Linked DNA regions of Mus musculus: region 2 is linked to region 1. The links are chromatin contacts, found by Hi-C or POLR2A ChIA-PET in ENCODE. All regions are on one chromosome and are shown on one strand. Each heading gives the region's core, a stretch centred on a gene start or an enhancer-like site at or near the end of the contact. The rest is flanking DNA. Distances are from core to core; before and after follow the strand shown.

Region 1 (6,639 bases), core at 2,537-5,036:
CAGGGCGCCGCGGGGCAGACACACCTCTACCACTGGAGCCAATCGCCGCGGAGAGGGTGTTAAATCTCCTGCCACGCAGGCGGAGATCCTGGGAAGTCACCCGTTAACCCTACAGATTCTCCCCGGGAGGAGTTCTTCCAACTATCATCCCTGAAGGCAGCCTTGCACGGGACGCTTTAGTGTTTGAAAGACTAGGAAAAACTCGCGACTGCCAAAGTCTACAGGGTGTTTTGGCCCGTTTAAACCAGGGAAATAGATGCGTAAATACCTTTCAGTTAACAGAATACGGTCACAGGAATTCCGAAGCAGCTTTGGCCAACAATGAACAAAACATTTATTTTGAGGAATGTCTGAAGGATTGACACAGGAAGTTACTCTTAAAGTCACGAAGGATATGATAAGTAGGAGTACTTCGGAAGTCTACGAGATAAAGAGTTTTCCAGGCAGTGGGAACAACAACAACAACGCAGCGCCTTCTGGAAGTTTCTTGTTAGAAGTTTAAGAGTTCGCTTTCTGAGACAAAAGAAAATGTGAAGACGTGGTAGCTCACATTGTGTAATCCTCAGGCTATCAGAAACTGAGGCTGGAGGATCACTTGACCTCTGGAATGTAAAGCCAAACTGATAACTTAGTGAGATCCTATTTCAGAGTACAGTCTATCACTGGGTTGGGGGGGAGAATGGAAGAGCCCTTTTAGCCCCGAGACCACCGCCATCAGGGCTGAGGATCAAGCTAGATCTTTAAAGGTCTTGTAAAATTTGGAATAATAAACCTAGGATTCGTTTTATACCCATTGAGTTACTGAAGGATTTTAAACAACTTGCCCCAAAAATTCTTCCAAGCATCTCTAAGAGTAAAGCAAAACAAATAAATAATATATAAATAAAAATATATATAAATAAATAAAAAGCTGGCAATATAGGGAATAAAAACTATTTCATAGAAATAGCCTCTTCTTAAGAGATAGAAGAAGTCTGAGAAATATCATTTGAATTTAATACCAAGGGATTGGTGATAGTTGACAGACATTGCAATAGTTTGGAGAAGAGAGAGACATGGGGACATTATAAAATGCTTTTGGAAACTTTGGCTTTTGTCAGAGGAAAAGGAAGAATAATGTATCTTATTCGTTTTTATTTTGTTAGGATGAAGACAGGAGGAAAAAAAAAAACCCAGATGAGAGAAACAGTTGAATTAAAAAAAAAATCAAGGGTGAGGTTGAGTAAAGATCGTGATTGGGTTAGAGCTTCAGTAGTCAAACCTCAGATGAGAGTTGGTGGTGTACACCGACAATCCTGGCACCAAAGGGGATCTTTGTGAGTTTGAAGCCAGCCCAGTTTACAAAGTAATTCTTTGTCTCAAAAGTAAATAAATAAAATTATGGGCTGGAAAGGTAGCTGTTCTTCCACAGGACATAAACTCAGTTTCCAACACCCACCTGGTAGGTAGCTCACGACTATCTGTAATTCCAGTTCCAGGGGATCCAAACCTTCCTCTGGCTTCCACAGGCACATATACAAGGATGGTACACAGACAATCATGCAGGCTAAATACCCATACAAATAAAATATAATAAAAAAAATCAATACTGATAGGAGGTTTAGATAGTGGTTAAAACCCATAATCTCAGCATCAGGAGGTGGAGAGGCAGATTAGAAATACAAAATCATCACCGACTATGACAATATAGTGATGTTGAGGTTAACATTAGCAACCAGAGACCCTGCCTCAAACAATAAAGCCGAGAGGGCTGAGGCTGCCAAGAAGGCTCAGCAAATAAAGCACTAGTTCTCAAGCCTAAGGGCCTCGTTGATTTTGATCCCTAATTTTGATTCCATATAGTTGCAGGTCCTCTGACTTCTCTATATGAGCACTGGGTGAAGCATGTTGCCATACACACACACACAAATACATAGATATACATATATATAAAACCCAAGACACTAAGCAGAAAGGAACATTCATGGAAGAGAGACTAACCCTCACAGAGTTGGGGGAAGGAGGAGTATTCTCAATGATAATGACAAAATTTATTTGTAAGCCTGTATGTTTAGAAACAGGAAGTTAACTTTTCTGGGAAGTCAGAAACGGACCCTTTGCTGATTAGAAAAGTGGCTGCAACTTTAAGGAAATTGAGAAGCGTTGGGGTGTTGTAGAATGTGATAGACAGAGATAAGCACTATTAAGGCCTGTAGCAATGAACTCAGAAGTTTGTTTTGTTAGTCTTTCTTAAATCATTTCTTGAGGGCAGGGAGAGAGAAAATATATGGCTGAATACAGTTAGGATTGGGATAATTGCATATGTATCAAAAGATGGCCTAGTCGGCCATCACTGGAAAGAGAGGCCCATTGGACACACAAACTTTATATGCCCCAGAACAGGGGAACGCCAGGGCCAAAAAGGGGGAGTGGGCGGGTAGGGGAATGGGGGTGGGTGGGTATGGGGGACTTTTGGTATAGCATTGGAAATGTAAATGAGCTAAATACCTAATAAAAAATGGAAAGAAAAAAAAAGGATTGGGATAATTATGGATGTAATACTGTAGTTCTCAATTAGGGACATTTTTTGCCCTCCAGGGGGACACTGGGCAGGGTCTAGAGAGTTGGGGGAACATTATCTTAGAATGCACTAGACAGCAACTGGTAACAGTTATCTGCTTCAAACTGTAAATGTTGCCTGGCATGGTGGCGCGTGCCTTTAATCCCAGCACTTGGGAGGCAGAGGAAGGCGGATTTCTGAGTTCAAGGCCAGCCTGGTCTACAAAGTGAGATCCAGGATAGCCAGGGCTACACAGAGAAACCCTGTCTCGAAAAACAAACAAACAAACAAACAAACAAACAAAACAAAGCAAAGCAAAGCAAAAACAAAAACAAAAACCTGTCAATGTTGTGAAATCCTGGTCTATGGTTATTTTGGTCCTCACTTATATTGGCATTTCTTGAACTATGTCTCTGAACTTAGAGCAAAGCACTTCTGTATGTAATCTCCCTTAAAGGGGAAGTAGAAAAAGCAGCCTAGCAGACCTTAAATGCTTTAAGGACTTGTGATGTCACAAATACACAATTGGAAGAATTCCCTAAACCTTTAGAAGGAATCTGGATTTACACATAAATGAAGGTAGCTGTTTATTTTGATTTGAGGCTTTAACGTATTTATTTATTTATTTAGGTTTTTCGACAAAGGGTTTCTCTGTGTAGCCCTGGCTGTCCTGGAACTCATTCTGTAGACCAGGCTGGCCTAGAACTCAGAAATCTGCCTGCCTCTGCCTCCCAAGTGCTGGGGTTAAAGGTGTGCGCCATCACTGCCTGGCTAGGCTAAGATTTAAATTGAGTTCTGTCCTTTGTTGAAACAGTATCACATTGTAGCCCAGGAACTATGTAACAGCTTTGCCTAGCCTTGAACTCCCGTTACACTCTGCTCTCAACCTCCAGAAGCAGAGGTGAGCTACCATGCCTAACTTGGAATCTATCTGTTCCAAAGTTTCACAAGGAAGGAATAGTTTTGAAATGTAGTCAAGACACTGCCACAGCTTATGGTGGAGGGCTTAGAAAGTAGGGGAAGTCCAGAAAGAGCTTGGAAAATGGGGAAAACAAACAAACAAACAAACAAACCAAGAAAAAGAAGGTGCAGCCAATTGGTTTGTGCAAAAGACCTATCTGGGCTCTTCATCCTTTTTGAGTAAGGCCACTTGTCTGGTGTCCGTTGTTCACTTCTTATGTTCAAATAAAGCTAGATGGTTGAAAAGGGCGGATGGAGTGGGAGGGGAGAGGGAGCGTGCTGAGTTGCGTGCGCCTGCGCGCTTGCGCGATGGTGGTAGTAGCGGCGGCGGCGGCGGCGTCAGTGCCCGGCGGGGAGCGGGTCCCGGGCCGCCGCCGGACCGGAGGCTAAGGGGGCGTCTGGGAGCTCCCTCGCCGGGTCCTCGGCGGCCAGATGGCGTAGGAAGGTCGGGCTGTGAGTGTGAGTAAGGAGGATGCGGCCTGGTTGGGCGTATCGGAGCCCGAGGGTCTGCCCCCTGGACAGGTGGTGGAGCTGCGCCTGCATGCGACCACGCTACGATGCCCCTTCTGACCTGTGTGGGTTTAGGGTTTATTGGCGAGCGGTGCGTCTGGCTTCTGGGCACAGATTCCAGCAAGGGCAATCCGATTCTGTTCGCAACCCAGACTGGACGCGTGGCTCCAGGTTTTTGACCTTTGGGGCAGGCCCTGACCTCTGTCGGCATGGGGTCTAGTCTAGGAGGAATCTCAGCCTTAGTTTAAAAGCTGTAGGTTTCAGGCCAGGGCCATCTCTAGCCTTCCGAGACTAACAGTGTCGCCTCTTTTTCCTGCTTTTGAGGACTCTACTTGTGGGATGCGTCTTAGCAATGTAGTAGCAACTAGTGGAACGGTATGTGTCCATTTAATATTTAGTACGATTTTGGTGCGTAGTGTGGAGAGGAGATTATTGCACCGCCTCCCGTTTCAGTCTGTTAGGTATAGTCATCTTTGAAAGTAACGTAAACTATCTTTTTGGGGAAGTTCCAGATTTCAGTGTTGTGTGTGTGTGTGTGTTTTTTTACCCCAACTTGGAAGCAGATTACAGTTCTAGCCACCATATCGGTTTATATTAAAGTGATTCCAATCACAGACTGATTAAGAGCCAAATCCTGTTCTAAAACTACAGGGGGGAATCTTAAAAGTGTAACGCCAAAAAACGAAAGAATGAATGATCAGATTCATCTACGAGTTACTTAGTATCTGCTTTGCGTGTGATAAGTACATTCAGGTGTGTCTTGGGAATTTAACAAGCTGTTGTAGTAGATGTTTTTGGGTAGTACTTTTTACATGAGGTACTGAGATACTGAGAGTGATTTGTTGAAGTTTTCACGTTGTGGAGTTAGTGAACTTCATCTCCGGTGATGGCTACGCTCATCTCTTTCTGATACACCCAATTAGACATTCTTTTTTTGTTTTTGTTTTTATTTTTGTTTTTTGAGACAGGGTTTCTCTGTATAGCTCTGGCTGTCCTGGAACTCACTTTGTGGACCAGGCTGGCCTCGAACTCAGAAATCCGCCTGCCTCTGCCTCCCAAGTGCTGGGATTAAAGGCGTGTGTCACCATGCCCGGCTTTTTTTTTTTTTTTTTAAAGACTTATTTGTTATTATATCTAAGTACACAGTAGCTGTCCTCAGATGCACCAGAAGAGGGCGTCAGATCTCATTCCGGATGGTTGTGAGCCACCATGTGGTTGCTGGGATTTGAACTCAGGACCTTCGGAAGAGCAGTCGGTGATCTTAACCACTAAGCCTCTCTCTAGCCCCAAATTAGACATTCTAAGCACTCCTTCGAGATCGGACTGAACTACTAGATACAGAAAATAGTAGAGTTTATTTTGATTCATAGTTTTGGAGAGAATCTGGCTTATGTAGCCCAGACTGGCCTCAAACTTGATCCTGAGTTCAATCACAGTGCTGGAATTTCGTACAGCCCATCGTAGATTTTAACTGGAGAGAGGGTCAAGATGGATTTTTGAAGAGAGCTTCAACAGTCAGGAAAGAAAAGGTGTGAAGGGATTTCATCAGTCTGGTGCAGAACCAGTGGCTTTGACACAAGGAAGGTGTTTTAAACAGAAAAACCATGTCCTTACTGTACATCCAGATTAGAACAAATTCAAGGCTGGTCTCTGAGAAAAGCAGGGAACATTGAGTGCCTTGGCTCTTAAACCCAAGATGAGATCTCTACATAGTTTGTGTTTTGTAAATGGGTTCTGGAAAGGGAAGTTGAGGATTTTTATACTAAAGGTTACATTACTCTTAACTGCTCATCTAGGATGCAAGTTGCCCATGAACAGCTTACACTCTGTTGCTGTGGTTGTAGTCTGAAAGGGGCTGTCCAGAAGTATGAGCTACCAGGTGTGTATCAGAGGACTTGTAAAATTTGTGCTTTTGTTAGACTGAGCCACTTCTGAAAGTGGAAAATGTTTGTCAAGGATGAAGGATAGAAGTGGTTCCAGAGTTTCAGTTTCACAGTCTGTGACTTTTTTTTTTTTTTTTTTTTCTTTTTCTTTTTCTTTTCAAGCTAAACAAACACTTTTTGGTTTTTCGAGACAGGGTTTCTGTGTGTAGCCCTGGCTGTCCTGGAACTCACTCTGTAGACCAGGCTGGTCTAGAACTCAGAAATCCACCTGCCTCTATCTCCCAAGTGCTTGGATTAAAGGTGTGTGCCACCACTGCCCAGCCCTATCTATATTATTCAATACTAAATTGTTTGTTTTCTTTGATAGGGTTTCATGAAGCTAAAGCTGACCTTTAAGTCTGCATACTTCCCAAGTGCTAAAATTATAAGCACCATCACGCCTAGCTTTTTTGTTTTGTTTTAAAAAGTGTGTGTGTGTGTTTGTGTTTGTTTGTTTCACTGAGCTACTTTGGACATTTCCTCCCTCTTTTTGAGACATGGATCAGTCTGTCTACCTTGCCCAGGCTGTCTTGAACTTGCTTCTGTTCTGTGCCTCATGAGTAACTGGGACTGCACGGCTTACCATCAGGAACCTTCAAAGGCTACAATGTTGTTGCATTTGTTAGTCTACATCTTGAGGTCTCTTTTAACACAGAGAAGTTTCATTTCTTGCTTTTTCACCTTGATTTGTTGAAGACACCTGTGTAG
Region 2 (6,668 bases), core at 1,697-4,196, 46 kb before region 1:
TAATCAGGGAAAGCATAGAAGTTTCAAAGTTAGCACACCGAGATACAACACAAGGGACTAAAACGATAGTATGTTCACAGCTGCAGCTAACATAAAGAACATATTAAAATCTGTTTTTATTTTTGATGAGGACTCATGCAGCCCAAGCTAGCCTTGAGCTTGCTGTACAGCCAAGGATGTCCTACAACTTCTAACCTTCACACCTCTATTTTCTAAGTGAACAGCATAACACCATGTTTGTGTGTATGTGTGTGTGTGCACAAGACAGACAGACAGACAGACAGACAGATACACACATATGCAGAGAGAGAGAGAGAGGGAGAGAGAATGTTTTGCATATCTGTGTGCTGATATTAAAGGGATGTCCCACCAGTGCCCAGCTGGATTAAATTTTTGATGGTCATAGTGTCACTCTCCATGATCCATCTGTCCTCTGTACTGGCCAGATAGGATAGTTAAAAGGAAATGTGTTGTAAACAACCACCCCTGCATCTTTTAGGTCCTTGGTTGTGTTGCTAATTTCTGCAATTCCTCCTAGGATGTAATACTGTCTTTGATTCACTATTTTTCCTGGTAGAGGCAACTTCGATGTCTTCCATTTGGCCTTTCAAAACATAATAGCCCTCACTCCACAAGTCAGGAAACCAATATGGGAATTCTGCCGACTTCTAAGTATATTTATCCCAAATATACATTCTGGAACTGGGGAAATAACTACAGGATAAGTTTGGGAACTCAATGGACCTAACAGTGAGTTGGACTTCAGCCAAAACTCCATTAATCACCTGACCTCCATAAGCATTTAATTTTTGGGCTCATGCTTCCATAAGTTAAGAGTCTATGAGTCTATGACTATCTTGACAGACAGCATGGTTGCAGACAGAAATAGCATGGGAGAAGAAGCTGAGAACTTACGTGTTGAGAGATAAGCATGAGGCCAAAAGAGCCTCCAAGCCCACGCTCAAAGACAAACATCCTCCACCAAGACCACATTTCCTAATATTTCCCAAACAGGTGAAATCCTTCCATCAAATGGGTACTAGGTATTCAAATATATGAGTCTATAGAGGCCATTTTCACTCAAAGCACTACAGTATACATATGATTAAAATCAGATGCTATAGGAAGGAACATGGACACTAGAAGAAAAGAATGTTTGACCTAATCTATCAACCAAAGTAGAGAAACAGGACTGGAAAGAAAGCTGGCTTGGCATTTAAGAGCATTTGTTGTTCTTGCAGAGGACCCAGGTTCAATTCCCAGCAACCACATGGGGGCTTACTCCAGTTCCATGGGGATCCAATGCTTTCTTCTGACCTCCATGGGCAACAGGCATGCACATGATACACATACATTCATATATATATAATAATCATTTACAAAATAAATATATCTTAAAAAAAAAAAGAGTAGAGAACCACTCAAACCATGCCTGTATGTAAACAATTCCTTCCTTTAGAGCTCAGGCTATAACCTGGGACCTTTGTAGTGTTCTGCTTTCAATCTTGATGCTATATCTCTCTATATTCTGTGTTATTCCTTCCCTCAGAATAAAGCTGTTTTCAATTCTTTAGATAAGAGGCCAGGAACCTAAATCTTTCTAGCCCAGACCCCAATAGTAACATAGATTGGGTTAGACTAGCTAGCCAGCAAGCCCCACCTGTATCTGGCCCCTAGCTCTAGGACACGCACCATCACATACTGCTTTTACTTGGGCGTTAGGGATCTAAATTCAGCCCTCCATATGGTTGACACGAGAGACTTGGGAGTCTTAGGAGCTGGAAGCAGGAAGATGGCTCAGTGTTCAAGGCTAGCCTAGGATAGAGTGAGGACACCTCTCCATTAAAAAAAAGGAAACACCTAAAAAGACTAAAAAATCTTCCAGTATCTCTCAGCAAGCTGGAAGAATTAGATCCCATTACCCTCTCCTCTTTGCCATATCATCTTATAAAGTGAGTTAACAGCCAGGCATGGCGGTACACACCTGTAATGCCAGGGATAGTGAGTTACAGACCATCTAGGGCTACACAGCAAGACTCGGTCTCTAAATAAATAGTGCTAAAATAATAAGGGTGAACTGTGATGGCATTACGCTGTGAAAGATTTTGGCCTTTTCTTGGAGGCCCAGCATTGCTTCATACATCACCTGGTTGCTATGAGAACAAAGTTAAGCCCCCAGCCCACAGGAACAAGGTCCGGATGCCCTTTGGCTGACATGTAATCTTACTGTTAATGTTTGAATGACCCAATCCCATACCTTTGTTAAAATTCCTCGCATCCCTATCCCTTTTTCTTTTACAAAAACCCCTAGCTCTGGAGACTCGGGGTCGACTCCCCTGCCTCCTGTGTGAGGTACGTGTCGGCCCAGAGCTCTGCCAATAAAGCCTCGTGTGTATTGCAACAAGAAGGATTCTTGTGTGTTCGTGGGTGCACCCTATCCCTGGACTAGAGTAGGAGTCCCCATATCGGGGGTCCTACAGAAGAACTGTATTAAAGGGTCGCAGCCTTAGGAACACTTGTTCTAGAGGTAGTGTCACTGGAAGAAAAAAAAAGTGGAGCGCTGTTCCATCTCCCACAAACCGTCCTGGGATAACCCGCAGGCACTCAAAACAGAGTGCTCAGTCACTCAGTGCACCAGCCACTCAGTCCCTCACACTCGAAGAACCCACGGGAGTATGGTCACAGTCCTCAGCTGGCTCACTCACGCCCGCATAACCAGGACCACCACCTCACAGCAGAATTCTGTCGCCACCTTGATGACGCCATCGCCGCCCCCACGTACCTTAGTGACTATGCCCGAAGCTACCAAGTGGTTTAGCAGTAACCCAGCTGCAGTCTGCGAGGACGCTGGGTCCCACGGGTTGGCGGCCGCCATGGCTTCCGCACACCTCTGGAACTGGCGCGAGGAGTGAGGGGCAACACCGCGAACAGGCGCGCGGTTTGATGATGTCACAGGGCGTTCCTGCCCGGGCGGAAGCCCTGGGAGCGCGTCTCAGGCGAGCGCGGGTCCCCGGTGTTCCCTGGCGGAGTCTTCTTTGCACTGAGCGGTAGGAGGCGAGTCTCAAGCTCCCTGTTCCGGCAGCAGCTATCGGAGGCTCCCTGGCCCTTAGCTCTGCTGCCAAAGCATCAGGACCTTGTGGTAGCGCTGCCTGCTCGCCTGTTTTCTCCTTGCCACTCTTGGGCTGGCCCCAGGGAAGTAGGGATAGGCAGAAGGTGACAATTGGGACAGGAGACCCAAACGGGAGATTTAGCGACGACTGTATGTCTAGACTAGGCGGTGACAGCTATGCTTCTTTTCCTGCAGGGAACTGAGCCGTGGCGCTAGGATGGGTAACAGTGCTCTCCGTGCTCATGTGGAAACAGCGCAGAAAACTGGTGTCTTTCAGCTTAAAGACCGTGGTCTGACCGAGGTGAGACCTGAGGGGACCGGACCAAGAAACTAAAAGGGCTAGGGTTGGCGGGGTGGCGAAGACTATTGGTGCAGGATTTTTCCAAACTGTGAGCTCCTTTCTCCAGTTCCCCTCAGAGTTGCAGAAGCTGACAAGCAATCTTAGGACCATCGATTTATCCAACAACAAGATTGACAGCCTACCGCCTCTGATAATAGGAAAGTTCACTCTGCTAAAGAGCCTCTCCCTCAACAACAACAAACTGAGTATGGAATTTGTGTCTGGGCAGCTTTTGCTAGTAATCAGCAGTTATGAAGGGTGTTTTTCCTGTTAGATGATTTTTGTTATGAAATCATTTTAGGGGATGCAGAATGTTAGAGTATTGAAGCTTTAATCTCTTGTAATTAAATATAAAAGCCTCTTTGGGTGGTATAATGATTATTACTAGGTTAATTTGGACCTGGAAGACCTTTGGGAATCGATATAAACAGTTATCTAATTTCGGGGCAGGGTGGAATGGGAGGATCTTTTAAACTCCCTCAGATCGTTTTTAGAATACAGCTAAGCAAAAGGAACCCCTTACACACATACACAATTTTCTGCATTTTGATGGCTTCTTAACCTCCCAAACAGTTTGTGAAACCTAAACATGACCTGTGAGAATTCTATGTAAGAAGCCAGACCTGGTGACTTAGACCTACAGTAGCCCCAGCTACTCAGAGGTTGAGGCAGAAAGATCTTAATTTCAAGGCTATCCTAGACAACTTAATGAGATCCTGTCTCAAAAACAAGATGAAGCAGGCTACCATACTGTCTTTTTATAAATGTCATTAATTCTATCGGATTTGTTTTTTAATTTCTTCTTCACCAGCTGTTCTACCTGATGAATTATGCAATCTGAAAAAACTAGAGACACTAAGTCTCAACAACAATCACCTGAGAGAGCTACCATCTACCTTTGGGCAGTTGTCTGCCCTGAAGACGCTGAGCCTCTCTGGGAATCAGCTGGGAGCATTACCCCCCCAGCTTTGTTGCCTGAGACATCTAGATGTAGTAGATCTCTCTAAAAACCAGATTCGGAGTATACCTGACACAGTTGGGGAGCTGCAGGCCATCGAACTCAATCTCAACCAGAACCAGGTCCATACTTTGTGTTGTTTTGCCCCTCTCCCCAGTGTATGTTTGCATTTATGGTCTTCTGATTTCTTGTTCCTTAAACGATAATCATGGAGTTGGAAATTAGAAGCTAAAAGATATATAAGGTGAACTTACTCCAATGCCCAGAATCATGGAGTGGGTTGATAGTGGCTGTGTAATTGTGTTGAAAGTGTTTTGAGGAAGGAGTAACAGGGTGAGATAATTACACACACACACACACAAAATTAAACCTATCGAAGGTTTTACAGATATTTTCTTTTCACACCCATTATTTAGTGAGGAGCCGTGTCAGGGGTGATATAGTGTAGGAATGAGACCTGTACCCATAGGATCTGAGAGTCAGACGTTAGAAATTGTTGAGAAATCCATGTGATAGCTGTTCTGGAGCTACGTTATAATTGGACGACTTTACATGTGAAATGTTTTGAAGCTCCTTGGTTAACATTAGTATGGAGATGGTGCTCTGCTTCAGATATGAGGCACAGTGATGAAACATTTGAGATTCGGTAGCCTTGAGTTTTTAGCATTTATGTATATGTACATTATGCATGTATATTAGCTACTATGTTCATGTTATTACTGTGCTAAATTGTAGTTAGCATAATATTCAGCCTTTGAGGTTGGTTTTGTCTTTTTCCTGAGATTTCTAGGAAAGAACTGTCATTGGTATTCGTTGAATAATTCCACATTCCCTACTACTAGACCAGTTTCTCAGACCTTACTTGGATAACCTGGGGACCTTAAGGTCACCTAAGTGTTTGATTCAGTACGTGAGAAGTCTAAGAATCTGCAGAATCTGCATTTTCTGTAAGTTCCTAGGTGATGGTTTGAGATGCAGGTAGTCAACAGAATTTAGTGACCAGAATTTAGTTTTAGTGAAAACTGTAGATACACAGCTGTATTCGAGATTAGTACACAGGACTGTTGATACAGATTTTGAAGTCACAAGTGAAATGGTTTTAAGAATGATTGTTTTCTAGAAGGTTCTAAATGTTAAATAGGAAGCATTAGGAATTTATTTCTGCTTGAATATAATTATAAAGAAATAAAAAGGGTGGTGGTGATGCATGCCTTTCATCCCAACACTCAGGAGGCAGAGGCAGGGAGATCTCTTAAGTTAGAGGCAAACTTGGTTTACAGAGCAAGTTCAAGGCCAGTGCTTCAGAGAAATTCTGTCTCAAAAAAACAAAAAGAAAGCAAACAACAAAAAATGACACCCCCAAAAAATTTTCAGGAAAAATTCAGAAGTCATGCACTAGAGGGAGCCTCAAGAAATGGGTAGTCCAGGCAGATGCTGCAGTGTGGGAAGCATGACTTTGGCTTCAGCAGAGTGGTAGGTATCAAGATGTTCATGTGGTTGTTTCTGAGTGGCAGCTTGCTGGTAAGCTTTTCCCTTAAACTTACATTATTTCCTACAATAAATACACAGTGCTTTTATTATTGGTTTTTATTTCTGAAAAGCTACTGGTAACCTTCAAATAATTTGGAAGTGGAGGAGTAACAGAAGGTATGTTACAGGCTTCTGTGCGAGTAGGTAGTGAGAAAACGGAGGCGGTAAAAGAAAAACTAGGACACAGTCAAGAGCTGTTTCAGTGTAGTAACGTGGCCATTATGCTCTCTGTCCTCTTACTGTTTGGTTGTTGACAGATCTCTCAGCTCTCTGTGAAGATATCCTGCTGTCCTCGCCTCAAGGTCCTCCGGCTGGAAGAGAACTGCCTTGAGCTCAGCATGCTTCCACAGAGCATCCTCAGTGACTCCCAAATCTGCCTGCTTGCTGTGGAAGGCAATCTCTTTGAAATAAAGAAACTTCGAGAACTAGAGGGTTATGATAAGGTGTGTATTAACATCTTTTACATTTTTAGTGCCTGCTCCAGAGAAAAAACTAATGAGATTAAACTTAAGTGATGTCTACAGTTAGCATTTGACAAGTTTGTTTTGGAGGTAGCTCTAAGACTTGGCCAGACTGTATTGTGCCAAGTGACTTTCTCCACATATTGATTATCGCACTGCATCTTTTGATGTTTCCTAGCCAAAAAAAAGAGGCAAAAATTAATGAATTTAAGTAGATTTTGCCAGGTTTGGAGCAGGGTTTTAATCCTAGCACTTGGGAGGCAGAGGCAG

The links. A loop is a pair of places that touch in the nucleus more often than their neighbours do. ChIA-PET counts read pairs that join two places held with the same protein, here RNA polymerase II (POLR2A).
Region 2: a map of left cerebral cortex shows a loop between it and region 1 (5-fold over the local background). The contact joins the promoter of Haus2 here to the promoter of Zfp106 in region 1. A Hi-C loop is called at or near these places in 10 of 37 maps with a recorded cell type or tissue (adrenal gland, heart and left cerebral cortex). POLR2A ChIA-PET finds 5 or more read pairs at or near these places in 3 of 5 experiments (Patski and embryonic stem cell).

Annotation. Positions count from the first base shown.
Region 1 is chr2:120,561,006-120,567,644 of GRCm38, reverse strand. It overlaps Zfp106 (zinc finger protein 106), which reads left to right and starts at 3,786. Exons shown (of 22, transcript NM_011743.3): 1 at 3,786-3,958.
Region 2 is chr2:120,605,660-120,612,327 of GRCm38, reverse strand. Haus2 (HAUS augmin-like complex, subunit 2) reads right to left here and starts at 2,946. Exons shown (of 6, transcript NM_025475.3): 1 at 2,783-2,946. The coding sequence starts at 2,875. It overlaps Lrrc57 (leucine rich repeat containing 57), which reads left to right and starts at 2,970. Exons shown (of 6, transcript NM_001159612.1): 1 at 2,970-3,213; 2 at 3,305-3,410; 3 at 3,517-3,655; 4 at 4,261-4,529; 5 at 6,195-6,380. The coding sequence starts at 3,327.